Linked DNA regions of Homo sapiens: all the other regions are linked to region 2. A link is a loop called in an ENCODE intact Hi-C map of the cell type or tissue named here. Cell type or tissue: GM12878. All regions are shown on one strand.

What was found. Hi-C counts contacts between places; a loop is a spot of excess contacts. Peaks named below come from ENCODE experiments on the same cell type or tissue, not always from the same donor. Only the 100,000 strongest peaks of a DNase experiment are listed, where the experiment ranks them.
Region 1: it touches region 2 in a loop (2.5-fold over the local background); 1 of 110 quality-filtered maps calls a loop at or near these places.
Region 3: a loop joins it to region 2, with 2.0 times the contacts of the local background. A loop is called at or near these places in 1 of 110 quality-filtered maps.

The regions. Positions count from the first base shown.
Region 1 is chr4:171,515,466-171,519,465 of GRCh38, reverse strand. All of the region lies in intron 2 of LOC105377535 (a long non-coding RNA gene), which reads right to left. Among named protein-coding and RNA genes, the nearest start is that of LINC02174, 120 kb to the left of the region's middle. RefSeq lists a silencer at 1,342-1,401. In GM12878, no CTCF peak of the experiment used is centred here; a DNase peak (open chromatin) is centred at 1,586.
Region 2 is chr4:171,638,066-171,642,065 of GRCh38, reverse strand. LINC02174 (long intergenic non-protein coding RNA 2174) reads left to right here and starts at 3,303. Exons shown (of 5, transcript NR_147157.1): 1 at 3,303-3,406. In GM12878, no CTCF peak of the experiment used is centred here; a DNase peak (open chromatin) is centred at 2,365; H3K27ac peaks cover 2,652 bases.
Region 3 is chr4:171,470,765-171,474,764 of GRCh38, reverse strand. No RefSeq gene overlaps it. Among named protein-coding and RNA genes, the nearest start is that of LINC02174, 170 kb to the left of the region's middle. In GM12878, no CTCF peak of the experiment used is centred here; no DNase peak of the experiment used is centred here.

The sequences.
Region 1 (4,000 bases), 120 kb after region 2:
TTCTGTAATATCCTTTATAATAAACCAGTAAACATAAGTGTTTCCCTTAGTAATGTGAGCTGCTCCATCAAATTAATCAAACCCAAAGAGGGTATTGTAGGAACCCCAACTTGAAGCCAGTCAGTCAGAAGTTTCAGAGGCCCAGACTTGTGATGATGTCTGTGGGGAGGTAGTCTTGGGGACTGAGCCCTCATCCTGTGGGATCTGACAGTATTTCCAGGTAGATAGTGTCAGAGTTGAACTGGAAGACACCCAGTTGGTGTCCACTGCTTGGTGGTGGGGGGAAACCCCAATACATTTGCTCATAAAAATCTTCTGTGTTGACGATTGTTGTGGTGTGAGGAAGGAGGAAACTTCCTCCTTGTTGTGGTGTGAGGAAACTGTGAAAACACAGTTTCACGGAGTTTTTCTGTAAATAACCCTCCATAATCATACTTTTATTCAAAGTGTTTAACGCAGTTTAAAAACGCCTTCATGGATTTATTTGTAAACTAGGCAATTTGACTGAACTCCCTTTGTAAGAGTGGTTAGGGAATCTGTAGTTAACACTAAAGATGAAGGTCATAGTCTAGTTTTCCTCTCTTATATAATCAAAACTGAAAAGCTAAAACCACTGAAAATTACTATGTTCTATTATAAATGGCACACTAAAGTAAATCAGCTTTTGCAAATATATGTATATACATATATATATATTTAATTCTATATAGTAAAAAAAGAATTACTGTTATAAGGTAAATCTAAACTTCTGTAACTATTTTAACCATCTTGAAGTAATCTTACTTCATGGTTGAAAAGGCAACTTACGTAACTTTTCAGGCAAACTGGGAAACATTTACACAGATGAGCAGTAACCTAGCATGAGGTTCACCAGAAATGCAAAAGTTATCACAGGGAAGCCTGACAGGAAGTGTTCCCCACCCAGAATTACCACAGGCACACTTCTTTATTCCCGCTATTGCAAATACGTTTAAGTCAATGTGGATCCTCAGAGGGAAGGAGAATAAATGGAAAATAAAGAGAATATTTCTTTCATAATACCCCTTGAGGGATTTGCACACAGTCATTTAAAAATTACCATCCTAGACCTACATTATAGATTCATAGTAAATGTACCACTTTGTCTTGAAGAGAAGTATTTGACTAATTGTTTTACCCTGAGTTCTCCAGAAAGACAGAACCAATAGGATATAATAGATAGATAGATAGATAGATAGATGATAGATAGATAGATAGATAGATAGATAGATAGATAATAGATAAGAGGGGCCTTATTAGGTGAGTTAGCTTACACAATTATAGAGACTGAGAAGTCTCACAATAGGCCATCTGCAAACTGGAGTCCTAAGAAAGTGAGTAATGTGGCTCAGTCCAGGTCTGAAAGCTGTGGTGTAACTCTCGGTCACAGCCTAAAGGCTTGAGAACCCAGAGGACCACTGGTGCAAATCCAGAGTTCAATGGTCAGAGACCTTCAGTACTGGTGTCCAAGGGCAGAGGAAGGAGAGTGTCCTGGCTTCTGGACACAGAACAGAAATTTGTCCTTCCTCTGCCTTTCTGTTCCATCTGGTCCCCAGGCAAGTGGATGGAGCCCGCTCACATTAAGGGCTGATCTCCCCCATTCAGTCCTTTAACTCACACACCAGTCTCCTCTGGAAACACCCTCACCCTCAGAGAGACACTCAAGAATCGTGCTTTATCAGCTATCTAGGTAGTCCTTAATTCAGTCAGCTTGACACCAAAAATTAGCCATCAAACTCATGTAAACAGCTGAGTAAAAAGAAACTTGCCCAGAATTCATTGGTTTGCAAAGAACACTTATCCACTCCAGCGGTTAATCTCTAAAAGAACTACATGCCCATTACACTCAACAAGCAAAGAAATATTGAAGGTAAGTAGAGAGATAAAGAAACATAGAAGGCCAGGCATGGTGGCTCACACCTGTAACCCCAGCATTTTTGGAGGCCGAGGCGGGTGGATTGCTTTGAGCTCAGGAGTTCAAGACCAGTCTGGGCAACATGACAAAACCCCCTCTCTACAAAAAAAATAAAATATTAGCCATGTGTGGTGCTGCACGCCTGTAGTCCCAGCTACTTGGGAGGCTGAGGCTGGATGCTTGCTTAAGCCTAGGAAGCTGAGGTTGCAGTGAGCCTAGATCATACCACTGCACTCCAGCCTGGGCAACAGTATGAGACCTTGTTCCAAAAAAAAAAAAAAAAAAAAAAAAAAGAATGTAGAATGTAGTGTGTTTCCCACAGCAGGCTAATAAAGACTTACTTTCAAAAAACAAACAAAAAATATGAGTTTTCTGGTTCATATGCTCACTATGCATGACACAAAATAACAAACACAGATTATTTGAAATAGAAAGAAAATTATAGGTAAGAAAATCCTCACAAAACTCTCCTCTGGGAAGATTTCTTGTATACAAAGTTTGTGACATAGGTATTTTTTCTTAGCAACATAAAATATGCATTTTTAATGTTTTTGTTATTATCTTGTGGTTGGGCCAAATTCCTGAAGTTGGGAAATTTGTATTTTACCTTAATCTGAGGGAAAATTAACAAGAATTAACGACTTGCCGTGCTTGACTTACAGCGGATTATAGCTAATTTGTTGAAACATATTGAAAGAGAAACCAGTATTTTGAGAACAATGCTAACTTATTGCTCTTTTTTTTCCTTGTGAATCATAAGGCATAGAAGGTAGAATTAGGGAAGAATATATATAGTCATGTGCTACATAATAAAATTTCAGTCTATGATGGACCTCATATGTAATACTGGTTCCATGCCACCAGGACCACTGGTATATTAAAAATGTATTATTTTTTACTATACCTTTTTATTTATTTATTTATTTTAAGAAATGTGGTCTCACTCTGTCACCCAGGCTAGAATGCAGTGGCGTGATCACAGCTAACTGCAGCTTGAAACTTCTTGGCTAAAGAGATTTTCCTGCCTCAGCCTACCCAAAAGCTGAGACTACAGGCACACACCACCACACTCTACCAATTAGTTTTTTCTTTCTTCTCTCTCTTTTTTTTTTTTTTTTTTTTGTAGAGATGAAGGAGTCTCACAATGTTGCCAAGACTTGTCTCACACTCCTTGCCTCAAGAGATCCTCCCACTTTGGCTTTCCAAACACTGGGAATACAAACTAGAGTCACCACATCTGGCTTGTACCATTTTAATGTTTATATATTTAGATACACAAATACCATAGTGTTACAATTGTCTACAGTATTCAGTGCAGTAACATGCTGTACAGGTCTGTAGTCTAGGAGCAATAGGCTATAACATAGAGCCTCGGTGTATGGCAGGCTATGCCATCTAGGTTTATGTAGGTATACTCTATGATGTTCATACAATAAAATCACCTAAGAAAGCATTTTTCAGATCATATCCCTACCCTATCATTAAATGACATATGACTTCATATATATTCATTCTGTGAAAGAAACTTAACTCACGTCTAAGTCAATGGGTGAAATTACTGACAACTCTTATTTCTATGAACTCAGGATGAGTTTAATGAATGCATTTCCCTCACTCTATTCTGGTCTGCAAGACTGGACACAATACAAAGACAATAAATATGGATGGTTTATGGGGAAATAAATCATACTCTTTTCAGGAAGATAATATTAAAAAGTAATAGGATTTTATAACTTACATTTACAATTTTTATTAGAGATATGTACACTACTGTTTCTGTATTTTGTCTAAGAAAACATGAATCTAAAATTGGTAAATATTTTATTAATAAAAAAAGCTTGTAGAGAGAGTGAATCTAGTACTTCCTTTCAGAGTAAAACACAGCTTCAGCCTGGACTTCACAGCATATCCGCAATATATTTAAAATACTTAAACAATTAGAGTTCACTGCTCAAAGTAGGACCTAAATAATTTTTGGAACAGGAGAAGATATTCTATATTTTATATGATTAAACAAAAGCTGTGGACTTGACAGGACTGAGCAAAAAAGTATCCTGGAATTTGAAA
Region 2 (4,000 bases):
TGAACTTTTTTAAAAAACCGAAGAAAAGGCATACAAATTAACATGTTTACACAGGAGCCATCAGAATGAAGACGCAACTTCCCAATGAGGTACAGGAGCTTATGTATCATCTTGAGGTTACAGAAAGAATGGGCACTTGGATCGTTGTAAAACAAGTTGTGGGAGAAGGACTACGAAGAATTCCATTGAGGGGCAATAAATGATTACTAGGGAGAAAGATAGGATCTAGAACCTAAATTGATTGTAAATAATGTTCTTTGGATTTTAAATAATTGGAGACACTCACTATCTTGAAAAACGGTCTGTTCATCTGTGGTTCCTGTAAAGGATAATGAGATAACAGGAAGGGGAACAGGAATATTTGTTCTCCTTGGTGGGCCAGTTCTGTCTTTATGTACATAGTGGAAAAGTCTCTTGCAGTTCTTGTTGACCCCTAAGGATTACAAAAAACAATAATTTGGGATCTGAAAACAGTTTGACCTACTAAATAATTTGCCTAAGGCTATGCAGCTACTTGAGAGGCAGACTAGGCTTCGGGGCCTGACAGCTGACTCCAGAGCCTGGGTCCTTAGCCTTCAACCTATAGTACCTCTTATAGAAATGATCAGCATTTATTGAGTGCTCACTGTCTTCCAGGCATTGTGCTAAAGGCTTTACATATATCAACTCATTTGCCTTCACCATAACTCAAGGTAGGCATGATAATCATAGTTGAAGAAACTAAGACCCAGGGAACCTTAGTGAATTTCCAAAGGTCACACATATAATAATTGACTGAGTCAGGTTTTGCACACAAACCAGCTGGCTCCAGAACCTGGGCCCCATATTTTGTGCCTCTTATATGTTTATGAGTATGGCAGAATTTGGACTGAGACAAGCTTTCATTGTAGTTCAGAGAGTTTGGAAGAGGGAATCTTCTGTGTGTGTGTTTTTATTTTACTTTATTTTTATTTTATTTTTCTGTCAAACCTCAAAGCAGATGCTAAAGGCATTACATTTGGTAGGACACATGGAAGATGACAATATTATTTTCTGGCCTGCTCAAGATGACTGATACTGTCATTTAGGTGAAACTGGAGATTGACCTAATGATTTCTTCAAAAATAAGCAAGGAAGTGAAAAAGAGAAAGGAAGAAAGTGGTGTAAAAGGATAGAGGTAGCATGTGTGAAAGATAGGAAGAGAGACTATAAACGGTATTTCAGCCATACCAACTCTAGATATTTTAAAAACAGTGTCCCCAAGCTGTGTGAACAGTGAAGGGGCACACTTCTCCCACAATACAGCTTGCTCTTTTCTTTCAGCCACATTGATAGAAACATATAGTTGGTGTCTTACTAGGTTCTTTAAAGTTTCAAATACTAAATGTTATATGAATCATTTTATAATTACTAGGTGAATTATGGTATGAATCACCGTGAGCACTAAAACCAATTGACAAGTAGCATTTGATGATGGTAGAGTAGGCGATTCTGCTCTTGTAGTCACCTGATAGGTTGTTTGCTGCACAGGCAAAATCAATTAACTGACACCATGGCATTGCAGTAGAGAAAGAGTTTGACTGACAGGAAGCTGGCCATGTGGGAGAAGGAGTTATTACTGAAATCTGCCTCTGCACAGGCTCAGAGCTTAGGGATTTTATGAACAATTTGGTGGGTAGGGGGCTAGGAATGGGTGTTGTTGATTGGTTGGGGATGAAATCATAGGGTTGTGGGAAGTGGCCCTCTGCACTGAATCCACTTCTGGGTAGGACCACAGGACCAGTTGGGTCATGAGTCATGGGTTCAGGCAGGGTCAGTCTGAAAAATATCTCAAAAAACAACAACAAAAAAGAAATCTTAGATTCTACAATAGTGATGTTATCAGTAGGAACAATTGAGAAAGTCACAAGTCTTGTGACCTCTAGCTAGATAACTCCTGAGAAGCAGAGGATTATAGAAACTATTGCTACATTTTAGCAGAATTCAGGCCTGTCGCATAATCCTATTCTTATGGCCTTTCATTAATCTTACAAGGGCAGTTTTTGTTTCCTGAGCAAAGAGGGAGTTCATTTTAGGGAGGGACTATTATCATCCTTGCTTTCAAGTTAAACTATGAACTAAATTCCTCCCAAAGCTAGCATGGCCAAACCCAGGAATGACCGAGAACAGCTTGGAGGTCAGAAATAAGATGGAGCCAAACATGTCAGATTTCTCTTACTGTCATAATTTTGCAAAGGTGGTTTTGCGTGCACACACACAGTCTCTCTCTCTCTCTCTTTCACTTTCTTGTTCTCTTGCAAACTCCCTCTTACTCTCTCTCATTGAGTAAAACTGAAAAACTAGACTGAATATATATTTAAACTTACCAGGAAGTATCAAAGAGCTAGCAAGACAGTGATGAATTATGGAGCAAGATCCAGGATGCATGCTTTGTGGTCATAAACGACGTGGTAAAATAGTAATATGTAGGTGAACAGATTTGATGTGGTTAGAAAATACAGACGTATTTTCCACTTAAGGTCAAGAATGTTCACTTTTGACCCTTTTGAGGTTTTCATTTTCCTGATTTCATTTATCAAGGTCTCTGAGCTATTGATTTCCAGCCACCCTCTGTAACTCTAAACGCTGTTTCTTAAACTTGAGAGAAAAGCAGCTCAATTTACCAGAAAATTATTTAGGCATATCAAAGAGGTTTTAGTTTGTTTTCTTTTCATATATCCTCTCTAATAATGGTTCCTCCTTGGATTTGTAAAATTGACAATCTTAAATCATAGGACAGTATATTCCTAGAATAGGAAAGGAATGAAAAAGAAAAGAAAATATATTGCCCACTCTTTCTTATTTTTTGTTCCTAGCTTCATTTGTCCTCCATCTCATTTTCAGAGAATCACCTCCACTATTGTTTTGGGAAATATGTCCCCACAGCTGCCTCCTTCCTTATGAATTGGTTGAAGTGCCAGCATTCTTCAGCTGAGCCAATCAGAATCCTTCTCAGTCTGATTAGGAAGGTTCCTTAGTTTGGATCCTACTAAAATTTCAACTCAACTTGTTATCTATTTTTAAGTAATGAAATGTAAACATGTACACTCTTGACTATCATATTCTGATTCAAGTATTGGAAATAAATAAATATGATTGGCTACATGAAAGTACAGTGAGTTAAACGGAGAGATAGAAAGCAGGAAGTTGGAAAGGGAATTCTGATAGTGATCCGTTCCTTGATTCCAATTTTTCCAGAGTCCTAACTTGAGACTTCTTATCCCCTTGGACTTTGACTCAGCAAGATGCTTTGGTGCGTTGTTAATATCTTTGCTTCCTTCTTCAGCTAAGTTTACTTGGCCTATTTAAGGACAGTCACAAAAGAGAGTTAATGGATACCAAAGTTTGGAAGAGACAGCACTATCTCACTGTAACTTGGAACTGAACCGTAAGTGGAAATTAATATTCTATAGGTAATGAAAATTCTTCAGGAATATGCAAAGCTTTTCCCCCTAAGCCTCGGAAGTACAAAATGACATATTAAGTTTAATTCACTTAATAGAAAAAATTAAATGACCTCTATAATTATTAATATTGTTAATAGTTCCTTTAGGATGTTTGGCAGCTTTCTTTATTACAACTTTTGTTCTTTTTCTTTAGTCAAGGATTTGTTTTATTATGTTTAAAGAAATGAGCAAAATATATACATTCCATAAAATAATTAAAAATAACTACCCTTGAGATTTCAGACCCCAGATATTGGCTTCAAATGTTCCAGATTACAAATTGATTCACCAAATCTGAGATGAAATGTCAAAGGTACATGACCAATTATTTATGACATTTCATTTGTAGTTAAGGCTATAAATTGTTCATGATGAAGTCTTGAGAGAGATGCTTAAATGTCACATACTAGAGTGCTGGATTCTATAATAATTGCTACTTTTATGATTTATACTTTTTCATACTTGTTATCTTTCTACCATTTAACACTAAGTACATTTGACTCTGTACACTTTTAATTCAAATTTGGATATAGAAA
Region 3 (4,000 bases), 170 kb after region 2:
TGAAGGAAGTAACTGGAAAGGGAGATGGGGCATCTGTGCAGGCCTAGTAATATTCCATGTCTTTATCTTGTGTAGATTAATCACCTATGTTAACATGAGAAAAACTTAGGTAAACTCTTATAATTTGTGCCTTTCAATGCATATTAAACATCAACAAAATTTATTACAAAATGAGCATTCCAAAACCAAACATACATTTAACAATAACATACAAGTCAAGTGGTATTTATTGAAAACATAGCTTTCTGGAGAAAGTCATGAAAGTTATATGAAGAGAAAAAAGAATAAACAAAGAGAAGTATTGACAGACCAGTGATTTTACTGTATTAAGAACAATATCAGAAAATGAGCCTCTGATTTAAAAAAAAGTGCAAAGGTAGGCAAAACAAAATAAACCCTTTAAAATTTAGCAATAAAACAAAAAAGTGACCAATATTTAATTAATTTAATATTTTATTTAAAGGTGATTCATAGTAGTCAAAAGAGTAAATTATCCTTGTTCATGTTCTTTAGTTCATGTGTAGAAAAAGCAAAAACCCTATTACTACTCTATAGATGATATGTAGATATTTCTAAAAAAGTAAGGTCTTAAAAATCATTTTACACAATGCACTCATTTTTACAGCCGAAGAGCTTATATGTAAATTTCATTAAAATATTTTATATTCTAATAATAGCCTAATCATTTCATATTCAATACTAATTTATTTTTGTCACCCTGAAGCAGTGTATTTTTGTGTGTGATTTGCACGTGTGTGTTATATGTGGTTATATTTAGCTACTCGAATTCCGAATGAAATCTGTATCTCAGACCACCCTATTTTTCAATTGTCTTCTGCCTCCCAGATCTGAAGTCACTCATGAAACTAGACTGATCATCTTATTCTGCAGTGCGGAGAATGATTATTGATTTATTTGTCATTAACTCTTAAATAGCTACATTCTATGTGTATATGGCTGTATGTAAAATTGGGAGAAGATGTATGGAATCATGAATTCTATTACATGCAAGAAGGAGTTATTATCTGCAAAAATATTCTCCTGCAAGCCCTAGGCTGTCAACCTCAGCTTTGGCAGTGAAACAATGCATTTCATATTATGCAGAGGCAGTTCCGAAACTAAGAGTGCAAAAAAATCCCTGGGAATAATTTATAAGCAAACATTCTTTTATGACTGCTTCAGAAATAAGATCCCCAGATGGTAGGAAGTAGACATAAACAATAATTTATTTTGTCCCATGCTAGTGCACAGAAATATCATAAAGTTACAGACCCTGGTGCTGGAAGAAATTTGTAAAGTTCATCTTATCATTTGATACAGTTTTTAGGAGGTGGACATAGAGATAATCTAGCAAACATCTCGTGTTACTGAAAAAATAGTGAGGCTTAAAAAGTTTCACTTCTCACGGGTAGTTTCAAGGGTAAATTCAGCACCCAGGTAGCTTTATCCTGCCTATAGAAATATAAAGTATATACTCTATACTTTATACTATACTCTATAAAGCTGCCTTTATTACCATGATTTCAGGAAAATCTACCCTCATTCTAGGAAGGCCAATCCTTTATATCCACTTTTAGGCAAACATGGAAAAACTTGTTTGGGAGTTTACACTCAAAAGATTTTAATGTTTACAGAAAAGCTGCCTTGTATCTAAAGGAATTTCCCAAGGCTGATTTTAAAAACCACATATAATTGTTTAGTCATTAATTGCCATGAAGACAGCTTCTAGAGATTCCTTTCTAGAACTTTAAATATTTCTTTAATCAATTTCATCCTCTCTCCTTTCCATCTTTTCTCCGAAGCTTAAGCACTTAAATGTTTTCTCTAAATTTAAACTGTGTCCTGAATTTCATCTATTTTTACTTTTCAAATATTTTGGTTTCTTCTTTAAAGCCTCAAACTGTAACTTCCCACTCTACTTACTTTCCTATCTACTGGTAATAATTGTCTAAATATGTCTGCCTGTATCTATATCTGTATCTCAATCTAAATCTTTATCTACATCTATGCATTTACATCTTTATTTATATCTACATTATTTCTATCAATATCTATTTTCTGTAACCTACCCCCACCCTAATTGAATTTCTGACCTCTCTACTGTTATTCTCTATTAATAAAATGCCAAAGCAAACTTTGTCTCACTTGTATAGTACTTCAGTAAACTGTATGTCTCTAAATGTAGTGAAATGCAGTCCTTTTTCTGATTCACCGAGATTAATATCTTCCAAGGAAAAATAAAATAGTGAAAAAACCTAACAAACACAATGGAATGTGTTAAATGGAATTCAAATGTCTACACCAAATACCATTCAGCATGGATTTAAATAAATGCAACCACACCTAAACCCCAAAGCTACCCCATATAAATGGCTCCTATATCATACCCTGCACCTTCTACAGTCCCTGAAATTCTTTACACAATCTGCAGCTAGCGTTCCTTGTTATTTCTCTCAATTTCTTTGACCACGGGTTTTTTTGCTTGATTTCTAAATAGCATTTGAGTCTCGTCTTCCAATATGAAAGACATCCCCAAAACAGAAGCAATATTATGTTCTATTAGGGTGGTACAAAAGTAACTGGGGTCTGCCATTAGTTTTGCACCAAACTAATATAAGTTTGCATTCATTTTTGAATATGTAAATGCAATAATTTAATACAAAGAGTGGAAAGATAATATATCGCCATCCCATGCTAGTCCCTCAGAAATGTATTACCCATTTGTGTATATGTGTACATATAATTATATGATAATTATAATATACAATTAATAATTATATATAACTTATTCTTTCTGAGACATGTATATATGTACACACATATATGTACACATCCACTTTTAGATCACGCATGAATGACGGTATCTTCTTTATAGTTTGTTTTAATTCAATAATATACCATTCTTCTATACCAGTGTCTATAAAGTTGTCTCATTCTTTTTACTAGCTGTATTGTAGCATATTAATTAAGTAAACATCTGGTCTTTTCTCTCTTTCTGTTCCTGTCCTGCTTTCTTTCTCTTGGATGTTGCTATTAAAAATAATTTTTTTAAATTAAAAAACTCATGTACATATTACTCACATATGGCCAAACACGCACGCCCATTAGATAAATTACTAAAGTGTCACTGCTGAATCAAACATTATATATGTTAATTTGTATAGATATTATGAAATTTCCCTCAACAGGGAATTTTTTTTCTTATCCACTCATTAAAATATTGTTATCAAACCTTTTTGGTGTTTATCAAGGTGGTGTAAAGGCTGGTATCTCCAAGTAGTTTTGAGTTGCTTTTCTCTTACCAGCAGTGCAATTAAGCATTTAAAATATGTAATCAAGAGTAATTTGCATTTCTTTTTCTCAATTGAAACTGCCCTCTTTTTACTAAACTTTAGAAATATTGATTTTCAGGAACTTTTTAAAAATTAAGGAAACTAATCCTGAGATGTGTTTTATTTTCTTAAACTCATTGGTCACTTGCCTTTGATATTATTTTATTTTTAGATATTAAAATATGTGACCTCTGTGTCGTTGTAGAAGTTCTTCCAGTGCATACTTTTGATACACTGATTTCTCAGTTATATATGAGAACTAAAAAAAAATGATCTCATGGAATTAGAGAGTAGAATGATAGATGTCAGATAGATGCCAGAGACTGGAAAGGGTATGTGGATTGGAGTTGGGAGGGATGAAGAGAGGTTGGCTAATGAGTAGAAACACACAGTTAGATAGAAGGAATAAGTTCTAATGTTTAACAGTAGAGTGACTATAGTCAACAACAACAACAATGCATTGTATATTTGAAAATAGCTAGAAGAGAGGATTTGAAATGTTCCCAACAGATAGAAATGATAAATACTAGAGATGATGGATATCCTAAATACCTTGACTTATCTTACACATTCTATGCATGTAATGAAATATTACATGTACCCCATAAATAATGTACAAATATTTATGAATCAATAACAAACATATCATACAAAGGCTTCCACTGTAT